2 separate regions of the Homo sapiens genome follow, and region 2 is linked to region 1. Evidence: chromatin loops called from intact Hi-C (ENCODE). Cell type or tissue: PC-3. All regions are shown on one strand. Links, peaks and the distances in the headings refer to the core of each region. The heading gives the core; the rest is flanking DNA.

Region 1 (8,343 bases), core at 158-8,157:
TTTTGCTTAAAATCAAGCAAAACAATGGAAAAGCGCTATTGGACAAAACAGGATCAAGAGCGTTCTTTTAATGAGAGAAAAAGGGCATATTTGTACACTAAGGAGAATGGTGTGAGAGACAGAGGGGGAGGAAAGACAGAAAGAGAAGAGAATTGCTGGAGAAATTGAGTGATGGTGGGATCCGGTGCACATATGCAAGAACTAGCTTGAGACAGGCTTGTGTAGTCAAACCACAGTCAGAGCAGGGGACAGTGTAAGAGGGTGCAGAGGCTGGTAGGTGCAGTTTGAGGCATCCAGAACTTTTCTTCTGATTGCTTCCGTTTCTTCAGTGACTCTGGAACAAGGTCTTTATCTGAGAGTGAGAACGGAGGAGGAAGAGCGTTGAAAAAAAGAGAAGGTATGAAATAGACATTTAGAAAAGAAAGAGAGAAGGGATAAGGGATAGTGTCCCAGGCATTTCGCAATAAAGCCATATTAAATTGAACTTCAAGTCCTGTACTTATGAACTCAAATCCAGTATCTCATCTCCATTTCCACTATTGTTACCCTAGCTCAAACTGCCACTCTCTCTTGCCTAAACTCCTAAACTGGCCTCCTATTGGCTTACACATGTCCACTCATGCTGCTCTCCAATCCATTCTTCTCATTGCAGTGAGGGTCATCTTTTCAATTGGGTATGTTCATGATCCTGCTCCATTTAAAACTCTAAGCCCATGCAAGATACAAGCAACCCCTTCTATGACATCTTCACCTCAACTCTTTGTTCCTCCCTCACACTTAGCAGTTCTACAGCAATGGCTTTTTTCACTCTCTTAATGAGCAGTGTTTCCTCATCTCATGTGGCTTCATAAATGCTGCCTGGAAAAATCTTTCTCTGTATCTTATTTCTATTTTTCCTTTATATTTCAGTTGAATTGTCACTTTCTCGAGGAAACCTTCACTAGTATCTTTAATTAATTTAATTTCCCTGTTAAATTCTTTTATGGTGCCATGTACTTTTTGCAGTTGTAATTTTATTATAAATTTACTTGTGAGATCATTTGATTAAAGAATTTTCCCTGCTGAACTGGGGAGCTCTGAGAGAGTTAGGACTATGCTTGCTTTTGCCCACCAGTGTATTGCTACATAGTAAGTAAATCATGTCTGGCACACAATGGACCTCAATAAATATTTGTCAAATTAATTTTGACTGAGTAAATCTCATGGGTACCAATTATCAAAATTCACTACCTGTAGAATTCTGAGCTACATTCTTTATAAAATTCATTTCATCTTTATAAAAACTTATACAGTAAAAATTATTGTCTAATTTTAAAGATGGAGAAATTGAGACTTAGAGATGTCTCTCTAGGTCTTTGGAGAACTCTTAAGTAAGTTCCCCAAAGTTATCCAGCTGATATTTAAGCCAGACAAATTTGACTCCAAAAGAACATACCATTAATCACTCTGAATTGTGATTTTTACCAAGTTGCTCATTTACTGCCTGATTTTTGTTCCCCTCTTTCAGCTTAGATAATGTATCCGTTCCTTTTTAGAATACTTCAATTTGCACAATATACCTGATTAACTTAAAATAATTTGTTTTGTAGGCACATGTTTCAGGACTTTATATTATCAAAACAAGTGCTCATTCTTCTTGGCCAAAATAAATAGCATTCCGGTTGTATATGTGTATTAGTCCATTTTCACACTGCTGATAAAGACATACCCGAGACTGGGAAGAAAAAGAGGCTTAATTAGACTTATAGTTCTACATGGCTGAGGAGGCCTCAGAATCATGGCGGGAGGTGAAAGGGACATCTTACATGGCAGCAGCAAGAGAAAATGAGGACGATGCAAAAGCGGAAACTCCTGATAAAACCATCAGATCTCACGAGATTCATTCACTACCATGAGAACAGTATGGGGGATCCGCACCCATGAGTCAAATTATCTCTCACCGGTCCCTCCCACAACACATGGGAAGTATGGGAGTACAATTCAAGATGAGATTTGGGTGGGGTCACATGGCCAAACCATATCATTCTGCTCCTGGCCCCTCCAAATCTCATGTCCTCACATTTCAAAACCAATCATGCCTTCCTAACAGTCCCCCAAAGTCTTAACTAATTTCAGCATTAACCCAAAAGTCCACACACAGTCCAAAGTCTCATCTGAGACAAGGCAAGTCCCTTCCACCTATGAGCCTGTAAAATCAAAAGCAAGCTAGTTACTTCCTAGATATAATGGGGGTACAGGTATTGGATAAATACAGCCATCCAAATGGGAGAAATTGGCCAAAACAAAGTAATTACAGGGCCCTTGCAAGTCTAAAATCCAGTGGGGCAGTCGAATTTTAAAGCTCCAAAATGATCTTCTTTGACGCCAGGTCTCACATCCAAGTCATGCTGATGCAAGAGGTAGGTTCCCATGGTCTTGGGCAGCTCCACCCCTGTGGCTTTACAGGGTACAGCCACCCTCCAGGCTGCTTTCATGGGCTGGCGTTTAGTGTCTATGGCTTTTTCAGGTGAATGGTACAATCTGTCGGTGGATCTACCATTCTGGGATTTGGAGGACAGTGGCCCTTTTCTCACAGCTCCACTACGCAGTTCCCCAGTAGGGACTCAGTATGGGGGCTTCAACCCCACATTTCCATTCTGCACTGCCGTAACAGAGATTCTCTGTGAGCGCCCCACCCCTGCAGCAAACTTCTGCCTGGGCATCCAGGCATTTCCAGGAGTCAGGAGTCAGGAGTTTGAGGCCAGCCTGGCCAACATGGGGAAACCCCATCTCTACTAAAAATATAAAAAAATTAGCCAGGTGTGGTGGTGAGTGCCTGTAATCCCAGATACTCAGGAGGTTGAGGCAGGAGAATCGCTTGAACCCAGAACGTGGAGGTTGCAGTGATCCGAGATTGGGCCACTGGGCCACTGCACTGCAGCCCAGGCAACAGAGTAAGATCCCATCTCAAAAAAAAAAAAAAAAAAAAGGCAGAAAAGGATTAATGTTTTAGATAAAACAATAGTAATGCTAAAGTTTAAAGTTATATAATTCTATAGAACATCTATGTTTCATCTCCAAAATAATTTTACAGTACAGATTCATTACAAACAAATGAGATTTTCAGCTCTCAGTGTGCCTGTGAACTAGTTAAAGCAAGAGAACATTAAATTACAGGCTTACTAATTTATATTCTTGATTTTACACTGACCAAAGCAATAAAATCCTTCCAGGCCACTTTACTTTGAAACTACCAACCTTAAGGCATTTTTAAAGTATAAAGAGTCAATCTCTAGTCATTCAAAGAACTGCTTGCTTCCCACAAGCATGCTATTGTGAGCAGATCCTCCTTTTCTTACACATAAGAGTGCAACAGGGCCACCTGTGGCGAAGAACTGGAGCCACCACTAATTATCTCAGGCAGAATCAGTCAGAAACTTTGTGACCTAGGCTAATTTCACCATCAGTCTTTAAGGCATTATATTTTCGGTAGGGTGAATGGCAATTAAACTGTGTGAATTCCCATTATGGACATTTATCAGAACTGAAAAGTACAGGGGCTGCAAGTCATTTTAAATTCATGAGTGGGGGAAGCAGCAGTGAGCAGGCACTTGACCACATTGAGCTTGTATTAGATCCATTTTGGGGTTAATAAAGCCACAGGGATGTTGTGTTAGCCCTAATCGTAGGTCTTGGCTGAGTAGTCTCAGTCCGCATTTCCCAAACGGTTCATTACTCTTACATAGTCATTTCCTAAATGTTCATTGACTTCTCTGCCACTCAGAAAGGGCACACAGAATCCTCTTTCTTTTGCTCTCGCATGCGTACTCACGAATTTATGAGAATTTTTTGACAAGCCATTGCTTCAGATTTGAACAGGAGGCACCATGATTCATGTAAAATGCAGTATTTCATCAAAGGATGTGAAAAATGTTTCTGGCAGGACTTCTGATATCCTGTGCCAGACTGACCACAAGTCCCTGCCTTGGCATCGTAGTGCCAATATAAAAGCCAGGGTAAAATATTATCTTTCAAAATGTAAGGCTCCAGTGACCTTTAGTACTTTTACCAACAAAAGCTATTTTCACAGTTATAATTCAAGCATCCAGATTTCCCCACTGCTTAATACACCTGTAGTTGCAAAGAAGTCATTTGGGATGAGTATTGGTCACTTCAACTCATATAGGTGCTTTTTCGTTTATGGCAGACCTTCTAAAACAGAGGATCCAACTCTCAGGAGATCTAAGGCAACCAAAAAGTGGGTTCTTTGTATTCAGAACATGTGTTAAAAACGAAAAACTCTCATAGTGAAGCCAAAGCACATTAATCCTCCTAATCTGCTTTCAGAGTAATGAGGCACAAGCCTTTGTCGCTGGCATGCTCTGTCTGCCGTGCTAACACAGTCAGTGGTAATCACAGCCACCACTCACAATTAGGAAGGCTAAAGGCAAAGAACTAGGGTGAGAGGTGACTACACCACCATCCCGGTCTTCCTGTACCCTTTCCAATTGTCTCGTCTGGAGTTACCCATGAGCTATTTAAGTGAAGGGTTAGGTGAGTTACTTCTGATTCACTGTAAAGAGCAAGGAAAGCCATTTGCTCTTGAGCAAACATTTCCAACGCTTATGTAAATAACATAATCCATTTAAAATTATGTCTAGGAAAATAATCATTTAGAAATGTGTTGTCAGGAGAAATCATCGTACCATATCTGCATGAATAGGATACATAGGTCACTGTAGGCAAAACAGCTCTTCAACACTACTGTCATTTTGAGTGCATGAAGCTAAGAAGAAAAGTCTTGTTTAGGTTTATTTTTTCCCTTAAACTTTTCAGTTTATCCTCACTCAGTTCTTCTCCAATAAATGGGAATTCTCTGTTTAGCCAGTTTTATTTTTGATTTTTGCTTCTGCCATCACAGTGCAGTATGGGGTGTTGGAATCCTGAAGTATTGTTCCGTAATGTCTCTTACCACAGCTTATTTCTCAAACTGTACTGGGATTTTCTGAAAATGTTCCAGTAAGTCCAGTATTTTATGATAATTTTTACATTTTTTATTATAAAAATTTTTTAAGTGTATTATAAGCATATCTGGAATCATTAAGATTGTTTTGTAACCTAAAACTACCAGAAAATTTATTTGTATTTATTTATATCAAATGTGGCTGCTCTATGTTAAGACTATTACCACAATACTTTGTGCAAATGAAATGTTTTTAAAAGTTCAAATAGATATAAGCAATAAAATAATTTGTCCTCACTCATTCTTGGTAGTAAAGACATGCCCAATTAAACAACAAACAGAAGACAACCTGCATTCTGGCAGTCAGGACCATATTCACATTATGTGAGAATGTATTTGGGAGATCCCACATTTGTAGATAGAAGAAAGACTAAAGCAGTTCATTGATAATACATGTTTAAGCAATGAAGGCTTATTTTGTTCTTGATTTCAATAATTGCTTTATATACTGTTGACACTCTTGGTTACCCACCAGACATCCATCACTCCTCCTCTTCCTCTTTCATGGCATGTGATTATGTTAGCCCTCTGTCCGCCTGCATGGCCCTACCCCAGTTCCTATCCCTTGTCCCTTTCTTTTCTCTTATAATTTAGATACTAGGAAAGTCTTCTGGAAGTCAGGGATTATAAACTCCATACTTGCGGTTCTGTGTAATACCCAACATATATACATTCACAAACTACAAAAACTGAAATGGTACTTCTGAAACTTAATCTAGTGCTTCACCCTATGCTTCAAAAAGATCAGCAAATGATCTAGAAAATAAACTTGAATATAACTCTACCAATTTTTAGTAACATGCTCATGCAAATAGTCGGTCTTTACATGAATATTGTTAAAGGGCAATTCAGAAACTAATTTAATATAAAAGTGAACTTAGTTACATCATTCCACTATTAAAACCAACTTTAATTTTAAATTTGGCAAAATAATATCATATCTTAGATTAAATTAATATTATTAATATGAATTTCCTTGGCATCATTGTTTGTTCACAGTTAATTTGTACATTAGTTTTGGTTTTAAAATTGACCAAACCCCACATGCAAAATGTGTTTAAACCTGCTTAACAGACTGTCAGGCTTCACTGACTATTTAGTCTAATGGATAATTTAGACTGGAGAGAGAGAGAGAGAAAAAGAGAGGGAGAGAGAGAATAAACCACAATGGTTAATGGCATAGAATGCAGAGGAAGAATTCTGTATTTGAACTTTAACTTCACCCCTCAGAAAATTTGTGACACTGGGAAAATATGAAACTCTCCATAAAAAGAAAATAATACCAGCACTTCCCTAGTTTGTCATTAGGATTAGATCAGTTAATACATGTGAAGGACTTAAAATAGTACTTGGCACATGGTATGTGCAAGAATTACTTTTTTCTGTTCTCATTACTATTCTTTATTATTTAATTATTTTATCATATGCAATAATTGAAGTGGTTATTTACTGGAGGGACCAGCCTTGAGCTGATAATTGTAAAGCATCCAAGAAAAAAAATTCTGATGTCCATAATTTTATGTCTAAGGAAGCTACCTTAAGACTGGCCATTCTGCTATGATTCCTAGGTACTAACCAAGTTTGAATTCGGTGTATAAAGCTAAACACAGCCCACATAAACTTACCTTCTGCATAAATGTTTTTGCTGAGTTAATTTCTGGTGTTTTGCCCTTGGCTATTACAAGGAGATGACATTTTAAATGACCATATTTGTTTGCAATAAATGCTAGGTTATTCACGATCTGTTACTTCCTCCCACACACCAAGTTCCCAGAAGGCACAATTCAAACTCATTTTTCAGAAAAATTAGAAACTTGTATTTGAATTTATGAATAATTATGCCAGCTTAGCTCTAGGGACATTATGCTTTGGTTTGGTTACCGGAGGATACACCTCTTACAGCTTTGCCTTGCCCAGTGACTTATACTACCAACTCCAGCTTTGTTCTGCATGTTCCCTGGACACTTAAAAGAAAATGATCTGCTGTATGGGACTGGGGCTCCAATTAGCATCTTTTTTGCTTAATTTATACTATTTTCTTGACAGGTGATCAGCATGTAGACTTGTGTGGCCTATCAATGGAGAAGACATTTATTATTCTCTTTGCCCAGTTCTTACCCTTGTTTGGATAATCTTCAAAATGTGGCTTCCAGATATGCAGATAAATGTTAAAACACTTTGCTAATGCTTCTGCTGTCTGTACAAGAACCATGCCTTTATAAGAATATTGAACACCAGAAGGACTTGGTCCACAAGGAGACCCCATTGCTGAGGAGCTAATGTCTTGAAAGTGCATTAAAAGTCTATTTTACTAATCACCGGGGAAATGGCAATCAAACCCACAATGACATATCGTCTCACATCTGTTAGGATAGCTATTATTAAAAAGACAAAAGATAACAAATATTGGTGAGAATGTGGAGAAATGGGAACCCTTGTACACTGGTGATAGAAATGGAAAACGGTGCAGCCACTATGGCAAACAGCATGACACTTCCTCAAAAAATTAAAAACAGAGCTACCATATCATCCAGCAATCCCACTTCTGAGTCTTTGTCCAAAAGATTTGAAATCAGTATCTCGAAGAGATATTTGTAGAGTATTTCTCCCTTATCTTCAGTTTCACTTTCCCTGGTTTCAGTTACACACAGTCAATGGCAGTCTGAAAATGTTGAGTGGAAAATTTCAGAAATAAACAATTTATGAGGTTTAAATTGCAGACTATTCTGCCTGGTGTGATGAAATCATTTACCATCCTACCCTGTCCCACCCAAAACATGAATTTGCACATGCCAAAAAGAAGCAATACAGTGCTTCCTCTAAGTAAAAAGGTGAAAATTATTGACTTAATGAGGAAAGAAAAAAATTCAGATGCTGAGTTTACTAAGATCTATAATAAGAACAAATCTTCTATTAGTGAAATTTAAAGGAGGAAAAAGAAATGTGTGCAAGTACAGTTGACCCTTGAACAATGCAAGGGTTAGGGTTGCCAACCCCTGTACAGTTGAAAATCTGTGCATAAACTTTTGACTCCCCCAAAAGTTAACTACTAATAGCCTGCTGTCCATCAGAAACCTTACCTATAACATAAGACAGTTGATTAACATGTATTTTGTTTGTTGTATTTATTATATACTTTATATTACAATAAAGTAAGCTAAAGAAAATATTTTATTGAGAAAATCATAATAAAAAGAAAATATATTTAGTATTCATTAAGTGGAAATGGATCATCAATAAGGTCTTCATCCTCATCTTCTTCATGTTGAATAGGCAGAGGAGGAGGAAGAGAAGGGATTGCTCTTACTGTATCAGGAGGGGCAGAAGTGGAAGAGGTGGAG
Region 2 (8,343 bases), core at 36-8,035, 270 kb before region 1:
CACGGCTGTGTCACTTTCAGGAAACTGCCCAAGGATTAAGACATCATCAACCAAAGTTACAGTTCCTTCCTGGGAATAGCCCACATTCAGTGCCTGATTGTTAATGACAGAGGTGTATACAAGCCAAGACACTGTGTACACAGTGGGGAAATTCTTACTGTGGGGAATTTTTTTTTTAATTATACTTTAAGTTCTAGGGTACATGTGCACAACGTGCAGCTTTGTTACGTATGTATACATGTGCCATGTTGGTGTGCTGTACCCATTAACTCATCATTTACATTAGGTGTATCTCCTAATGCTATCCCTCACCCCTCCCCCAGCCCCATGACAGGCCCTGGTGTCTGTCCCAGCTCTAGAGCACCTGGTGGATTGGTTGAGCCCGTACAGTGTAACCTCTTTTTCTATCTAAACCAGTTTCTGTCCTCCCTCACAGGTGCTGGTCCTGAGACTGCTACCTGATTACCATTTTGCACATAAATGTCAGTCTGCTTCCTGGGGCTGACTTGAGACAGCATCTATAATACAATACAACTGTGTTCTGAACTGAGTCTCGCTCTGTAGCCCAGGCTGGAGTGCAGTGATGTGATCTCAGCTCACTGCAACCTCCACCTCCCGAGTCCTGGTTCAAGCAATTCTCCTGCCTCAGCCTCCTGAGTAGCTGGGATTACAGGTGCGTGCCACTATGCCCAGCTAATTTTTGTATTTTTAGTACAGACAGAGTTTCACCATGTTGGCCAGGCTGGTCTTGAACTCCTGACCTTGTGATCTGCCCGCCTTGGCCTCCCAAAGTGCTGGGATTACAGACATGAGCCACCATGCCCGGCCATTTCTTTTTTGTCTTCAGAAAAAAGTGAGTGGAGAAGAGTGAGTAGGTCATGAAACCTTCAACAATTTGGAACCTGACTGCTAGGCTAGTTAGTCCAAATTGAGTTCCCAGTGTGTATCCTGACATGATGCTTGGTCTTCACATAGAATGGATTCTTGGCTAAAAATCTGACATTCTTACAGATTAGGATTTTCTAAAGATTTAAGATTGTTAAAAACCAATTCCTGGGAGACAGAGTTAGGAGCACTTTATGCTCTCATGGCTTCCTGATTTTGTGCCATATTATATATGGAATTAAAATTTCCTTTTTGCCTGTTCTTTCCACTTCTGTATAGACTCTATGAAGAAAAGAACTGAGGTTTTTTTTCCCTCTATTGTATCTACAGTAGCTAGAAAAAATAATATTGATAAATATATTTGGATATATTAATATTTTATAAACAATGCAGATGAAGAAATTAAATTTTTATATTGAGCAGTAATTTTTAAAAGGCTACCAACAAGCATTTGCTGGCTAAAAACTATTTGAGCATCAATGCCCTAAGTTGGTGGCTTTTAAATTTTTCCTCTGTAACTCACAAAATATATACTGTGATATAGTTTACACAATCATGCACAGGCATATAAAACTAAAAAACACTTTTATGAAATCATTCATGTACTTACTACTTGTGTTCCACTCTGATATTTCCTATTCTATTTAATTTTATTAAAGGAAAATCATGAGTGGACCTACCAAGTCAATATTGCCCCTCACAAGTGTCATGACCAGCAGTCCAAAATGCTTTCTTGGTGCATATTGTCCATTGCTATCTTGAAAAACCCGATGTGCTAGGGAAAAAAAACATGCATACATAAAACAAGAACATATACAAAACAACAGACTGGTGGAATTCAGAGCAACACGGTGCAAACATATTGAAGGAGAAACAAGTAATGAAGAGATCTATGCAAACACTTGAGGAAGTAAGTTTTAAACTGGATTTTGTGAAGTAGATGGAATTGAATTGGCAGAAATAAAAGAGAAAAAGGAATGGACAAAATTTTAGAAGTCAGATATTTCCCAGCCCTCAATTGCTGTCAAATTGGTGTCAGTGAGAAAGTTGCAACAGATTTGGGAGAAAAATAATTTTAAAAACCAAATGGATTCTATCTTTAGATTGCTTCATCATCTTTTAAGTTCTCACTACTATTTAAAGAAAAATGAACCTTGACATGGTAGGCTCTGTTAGTGATGTGATAAACTAGAAGAAGAAATTTGGCCTAATATGAAAATATTGGTGAATGAATGTTTATTTATACCTTCAAAGTCTGTGTAGATAGCAGTTTTAAAAATGATTCTCCATTTTATCAGACTTTTATTTTTTTGGAAGAGATATTATCTCTTCAATGGTTAAGTGTCCAAGGACAGATGAAATAAAGAGCAGTTTCAAATATGAATTTAATCAGAATCTCAAGGACAGACTTCTAAAATGCAGACACGTGTATGCAGCTAAGGCTCTTTTCACATGTGTACCACTGGTGATTTATTTATTTAAAGATGGTTAATGATCCTCTCAACCTCTACTGGAGATGGTAGAGAATGAGAAATACTGTTGGAGAAACCTGTAAACCAGAGAATAAAAGAGACAGCTAGGTCCTCAGTATGAGTATATTATAAAAGAGAAGCAGACAAAAGCTTTTCTTGCTCATTATTCTGAAGAACACACTTTTAAAGTTGTTAGTTTTCTTTATCAGTGCCTGGAAGGGTTCCTGACTTTGAATCCTTCTTTATAAAGAAAACCCAGGCTGGGTGCAGTGGCTCATGCCTGTAATCCCAGCACTTTGGGAAGCCAAGGTGGGCGGGTCACCTGAGGTCAGGAGTTCAAGACCAGCCTGGCCAACATGGTGAAACCTGTCTCTACTAAAAATACAAAAATTAGCCGGCCATGGTGGTGGGTGCCTGTAATTCCAGCTACTCAGGAGGCTGAGGCAGGAGAATCACTTGAAGCTGGGGGGCAGAGGTTGCAGTGAGCTTAGATGGTGCCATTTTACTCCAGCCTGGGTGAAAGAACGAGACTCCGTCAAAAAAAAATTAAAAAATAAAAAAAGAAAGAAAGCCCAAAAATTAATTTGGAAACATAAACCAACATTTAAGAATCAGAATTTTGAACGGTTAAGAAAATAGTTAAATGGATTATGATAATTATATCAATCATCTATGGTTGTTTATAATTTCATTTTACCAGAAAATTATTGAGTCTTCACCAGGTAAAATTGATAGAAATATCTCTTTCCTGGCCTGTCCTTTATTCTATCCTACTTTTGTTATTTTATTTCTCTGATCATTTTCTTCCTGCCCTACAGCGTTCTTGTTCCATGTCTGCTAGCACTGGGAATGGTTGCTGCCTGTTGTTAGGGTGTGTATTACCAGTTTCAGAGAATTTGAATTCTTAGTATCTGTCTGCAACTGTTAAAGGGTGAGATAGAGTGGTAGCTTTTGTTCCTACTTAACCGTTTTTGAGGGGTTTTCAGAGCTGTTTTATCTATTTGGCTAAAATATTTGAAACCTTAAAAATATTTAAGACTTAGAAAATCAATTTAAAAACATAAAATAGAAGTTACAATATCAAAATTGACCACGGTTAATAATCATGTTTTCTATATTTCAAAATTGCTAATAAATTTTAACATTCTCACCACAAAAAGATGATAAATTGGTGGGGTAATGGATAGTTAATTAGCTTGATTGAATCTTCCCACTGTATACATAGATCAAAACATCACATTGTATCTCGTAATTGTGTATACACATTTATTATGTTTCAGTTAAAAATGAATAAAAGAAGATAACAAAAATTGCAATCTCAACTGGATAGTAATTTCAGAAACAAAATTATGAGTCTTTTCACATTTTATGGCACACACTTCTTTTTTTTTGTGGGGTATGGGTACATAGGAACGTGTTTGATATAGTCAATTTAGTTGATTTCCTCTTGTATCTCTGCCTCAGAGCTTTCTCCAAAGTCAAGGGAGGTAGATCAGCTCTTGCTCACAAGAGGGGTCCTGAAGTGCAGAGAAGATTATTCTGTGGGGCAACCCTTGACCAATGCGGGGTGAGAGTCCATGTGCTTCTCTGAGATCCTGTGGAATCAAGCACCTTTGCCCACTGCAGCCCCTTGATGACACGCCCTTGTACTGGCTTTTCCTCCTTCCCTGTCTCATTCTCTCCCCTTCCTCAGCCCTGCTTCCTCTGACCATTCCCCAAATAAGGACTCACGGAGACCCCATTTTACATGAGCTTCTGATAATCATGAGTAGCTCAACCTTAAACGGCTAAGTGTTCCTACAAAGGGTGGCACTTCTGGTCAAGTTGTGCCCACTGGAAAGGGCAGAGATTGTTACTGAGAGAGCGCAGGTACCTGAGAATCCCAGCATGGTGAACTGATGTTCCAGCAGAGGGCAGTGCAGCAGACTTTTTGGAGGCGAGGAACTTGAGCCCAGAGGATGCAGGTTTGAAAACAGTTTCTCATCAAGGGACATTTGGAAATCCTCATTGAAGGGCACCGAGGCGCGGGCTGTGGGAAGTTATGGGACTTTGTGTTGATGCTGCTTTTCTTGGTTATGTGGTCTTTGTCCCTTTACCTTTTTGTTTCTTCTCTGTCTTATTTTTGATGGAAAGTGAGTACTAATTTTAGCATACATATTCATTGGGGCTATTTTGAGAGACAATATCATAAGAAAAGCTTTTTTGTTTTTGATAGTCTACCATAAAGAATGTAAAGTTCTGCCAGTTTTGGCCCTCCCAGGACAGGACCACGAGGGGATTTCACCAGGTTTGGCCACAAGGTTGGATGCAGAAATGAACCAAGGGCCTAGAGCGAGTGGAGTGAGGTGACGTGCAGGAGCAAAAGAAAAGTAAGGGAAAATGAAGGAAAGGGGAGGGCAGAACAAGTGTGTTGACACTTCTGGGTATTGTTCTCTGTAAACTGGAAAATGACCCTGTAAAAATAGCAAAAAAGAAAAAAGTAGTATTTTACATCAGGCATGTTCATGATTAGATATAATTTTATTGTATCTGCACTTTTTTTCAGATTTTACAGTTCATTAAGGGAATGTCTACAAAAGGGTTTTCTCTTCCCCTGCTCTCTTCTCTCTTCTATTCCAATAAGCCTCTTCTCTGCTGTATTATGTTTTGCATTCTGAAAAATGGGTGTCTGTGTCCTGGGACGTTGAAAGGGGAATTTTCCTGCGTTTCGGAATAGAAATGGTAACCAAAAGAATTGTGATGGCCGTGAATAACCCAGACCTTTTGTGTCATGAGTATTTCTGGCACAAGGGCCACAGAAATTCTAGTCAAGATGTGTTGTAACAATAGTGCTTGAACATTAAAGGAAATGAGTTGCTGTGGTACATAAAAGGCATGCACAAAAATAGTGCATTTTAATTTAATAACCATTACATCTTCAAAGTTACATTTTGAAGAGTCCTTTGGTCAAGTGAGATTTTTCTAACTTCTCCCCAAATTGGGACTGGCCTGACACACATGTTCCAGGTATTAATTCCTTTCTCTTCCTAAGTAAATCCATTCCCTCCTAACATGCCTGAAGAATTGAGTGACTTCTTCACGTGTCTGTTTTTAATAAATCATTATGTTATTTACTGTTCTCTCAGCTGTGAGCAGGGTCCGGAACACAGAAGTACTAAGTGCTGCACTTGGGCACACAGTGTCTCCACAGAAAAGAGGCTGAAATCACATCTGCTGAGTTTTGACTGGTACTTATTGCTACTCCGGTCCAACCTGCAGTGATTCCCCAGAAACAGAGCTATCCGATGGGTCCTGTTGCTCATTAGTCTTAGAAGGGCACCTGCGGTGGTTCCATATTTACCAGGGATTTTTTTTTTTTCAAATAAAGTTATTTTCACTAATGGGAGCAAAGATGTACTCTGTTCCCCAGACCTGAGATTTGGAAGCAGGAACTGACTAGGGATGTTCCCTCCTCTATTACGCTTCCATGATTCTTGAAGGTGCCCAACCTCAGTCCATCTTACTGCTTGGGTGAGAAACCATGGTGGTCTGTGTCTGCTCCCCTAGCTCACACCCAGTGCTGAAATGTCTCGGTTTGACTGTCCTGCCCTATTTTGTGGCACGACAGCTTAGAGGTTCAGCATGTGGTTACTGAACTTATACTGCCTGGTCCAGTTCCTCATTTTACAACTCAGGGAGCTACATAACCCTGTAATGTACTGAATAGTTCTTACCCCAGAGGTAAAATCAGGTTGATGATAATAGTTCACCTCTTAGTGTTAAATGGAATAAAATTCGCAAAGTATCTGGCACACACAATTTTTTAAGGTTTCTATTTTTCTGTTTGTTTTTGATACTTCATACATGTATGTATGTTCTGTTTCTTCCTTCATCCTCCTTCCCATAGTCTGTTCAAGGCACTTGTGGGATTGTTATAATAAAGTCTCAGGCAGTCCTAAGCAAAGGGAACATGGGAAGGATGAAGAAGAATGAAGAGAATGTATCTAGAGAACTTATGTTCTATTTACATGAGATCTGAAATCTCTCTACAGTCCTCCATTCTATTGCAGTGGACACTTGAAAAGTGCTCCAGAAGCAAATGTTGCCACAGCAAACATTTCCAAGGTGCTGAGCAAAGTGAGGCAGGGCAGTGATTGCCCAGACTGTGTGAGGATCAGGACCACCTGAAGGCCTTTAAAGACTACCTGAAAGTGGCCAGTAGATCTGGGAGCGTCTTTACTTCTAAAATATTCTCCACTTGACTTAGATTTCTAAACAGGAGTTATCCTGTTTAGAAAGGCTTGCCTGGTAGTATCAACAGCAGGATTTTGGAAGAGGTGTTATAGTAAATGTGAGCACTACATGGCAATCATGCATAGAAAAAGATGCGGAATGATGTTTTCCAATACCATTATTCATCAGATAAAAGTCCAATGGTACTCTAAGTGAGCTTGACTTTTGAAATCAGCCTGTAGAACTATGTCAGTGAAAAGTCCCTTATATCAGGGACTGAAGGGTGGAAAGTAAGGACAGGGACTGGATATATTGTATTACCTATTTTATTTCTGCAACGTTGGTGTCAAATTTACTTTACTTGTTTGACATGATACACATGGGGAGGAAAATAAAAATCAGAATGACACCAAAAGGCATGTTTTCTTGGAACACACTCAATTATAATTAAGGACACCCATTACCCACCAGCAACTTTTACTGCTCAGAGAATATTGTTTCCATCTGGGGTCAGTCCTAACCCCAAAGACACAATCCCAAACACCATAATCCCAAATGTTGAAATCACAAAAGATCAAAATCCCTAAAGTCTAAAATCCCTAATATCTAAAATTCTGGAAATCACAATCCCAAAATATTAAAATTCAAATGTTGAAATTCTTTTTTTTCTTTATTTCTTCTAAAAAAATGGGATACATTTGCAGAATGTGAAGGTTTTTTATATAGGTATGCGTGTGCCATGGTGGTTTGCTGCACCTATTGACCCGCCCTCTAAGCTTTCTCCCCTCACCCCCACTCCCCAACAGGCACTGGTGTGTGCTTATTCTCCTCTCTATGCCCATGTGTTCTCAATGTGGAAATTCTGAAAGCCACATTCTAGGGAAGTGATCCATCAGTTTTCTTGGTATGCAGGATAGTTGCATCATGTTAGACGGAACTATTACATTGTTATTGTCTTTATTTGGAAATTAAGTACGTTTTAAGGAGATGCCTATGGGTGCCAAGTTGAGAGGAAGTGGACTTGTGGACTTAATTTTAGGTGTCATCGATTTTGACTGGATTAAGGGATATCTGGAAAGCTGGTAAAGCACTATTTAGGGCATGTCTGTGAGGGTGGTTCCAGAGGAGATGAATGTGTGAGTCTGAGTGGACTAGGTAGGGGCAGATCAGCGCTCAGTGTTGCTGGACACCATCCAGTCAGCTAGGGGCCTTGGAGAGAACAAATTCAGAAAGTGAATTGGTCTCTCTCTGAGAGCTGGGACAGACTTTGCTTCTGGGTGCCTTGGAGATCAGATCTCCAGGCTCACTGGCCTTTGGGCTTCAGGACTTACATCAGCAGTCCCCCATGTCCTGAGGTTTTGGCCTCAGAATGAGAACGACACAATCAGCTTCCCTGGGTCGGAGGCTTTGGGGTTTGACTAGACCATGCTACCAGCATCCCAGGGTCTCCAGCTTGCTGATGGCCTATTGTGGGGCTTCTCAGACACCCTAATCACATGAGTCAATTCCCCTAAAAATCCCCTCACATATCTATATACATAACCTATTGGTTCTGTCTCTCTGAAGAATCCTAACTAATACAGATTTGGTATTGGGAAAGGCAAATGTCATTCTTTCTTACTGTACTCCTTATAACATAATGGGAGAGACCTGTGAAATTGTTCCTTTGCAAAAAGACTGCGATATGGTAAGTGTATGAGACTACTTAATGGTGAAACATGTAAAAGCAAATTATTATTAGTGCTGCAAAAGCAGAAAATTGTTTAATTACAAT

Evidence for each region. A loop is a pair of places that touch in the nucleus more often than their neighbours do. Peaks named below come from ENCODE experiments on the same cell type or tissue, not always from the same donor. Only the 100,000 strongest peaks of a DNase experiment are listed, where the experiment ranks them.
Region 2: a loop joins it to region 1, with 4 times the contacts of the local background. A loop is called at or near these places in 1 of 110 quality-filtered maps.

What each region holds. Positions count from the first base shown.
Region 1 is chr4:155,244,857-155,253,199 of GRCh38, forward strand. No RefSeq gene overlaps it. Among named protein-coding and RNA genes, the nearest start is that of NPY2R, 40 kb to the left of the region's middle. In PC-3, for the core only: a CTCF peak has its summit at 3,384; DNase peaks (open chromatin) are centred at 3,845 and 4,515; H3K4me3 peaks cover 1,142 bases; H3K27ac peaks cover 2,954 bases.
Region 2 is chr4:154,978,388-154,986,730 of GRCh38, forward strand. No RefSeq gene overlaps it. Among named protein-coding and RNA genes, the nearest start is that of RBM46, 200 kb to the left of the region's middle. In PC-3, for the core only: a CTCF peak has its summit at 4,260 (motif pointing right); a DNase peak (open chromatin) is centred at 4,274.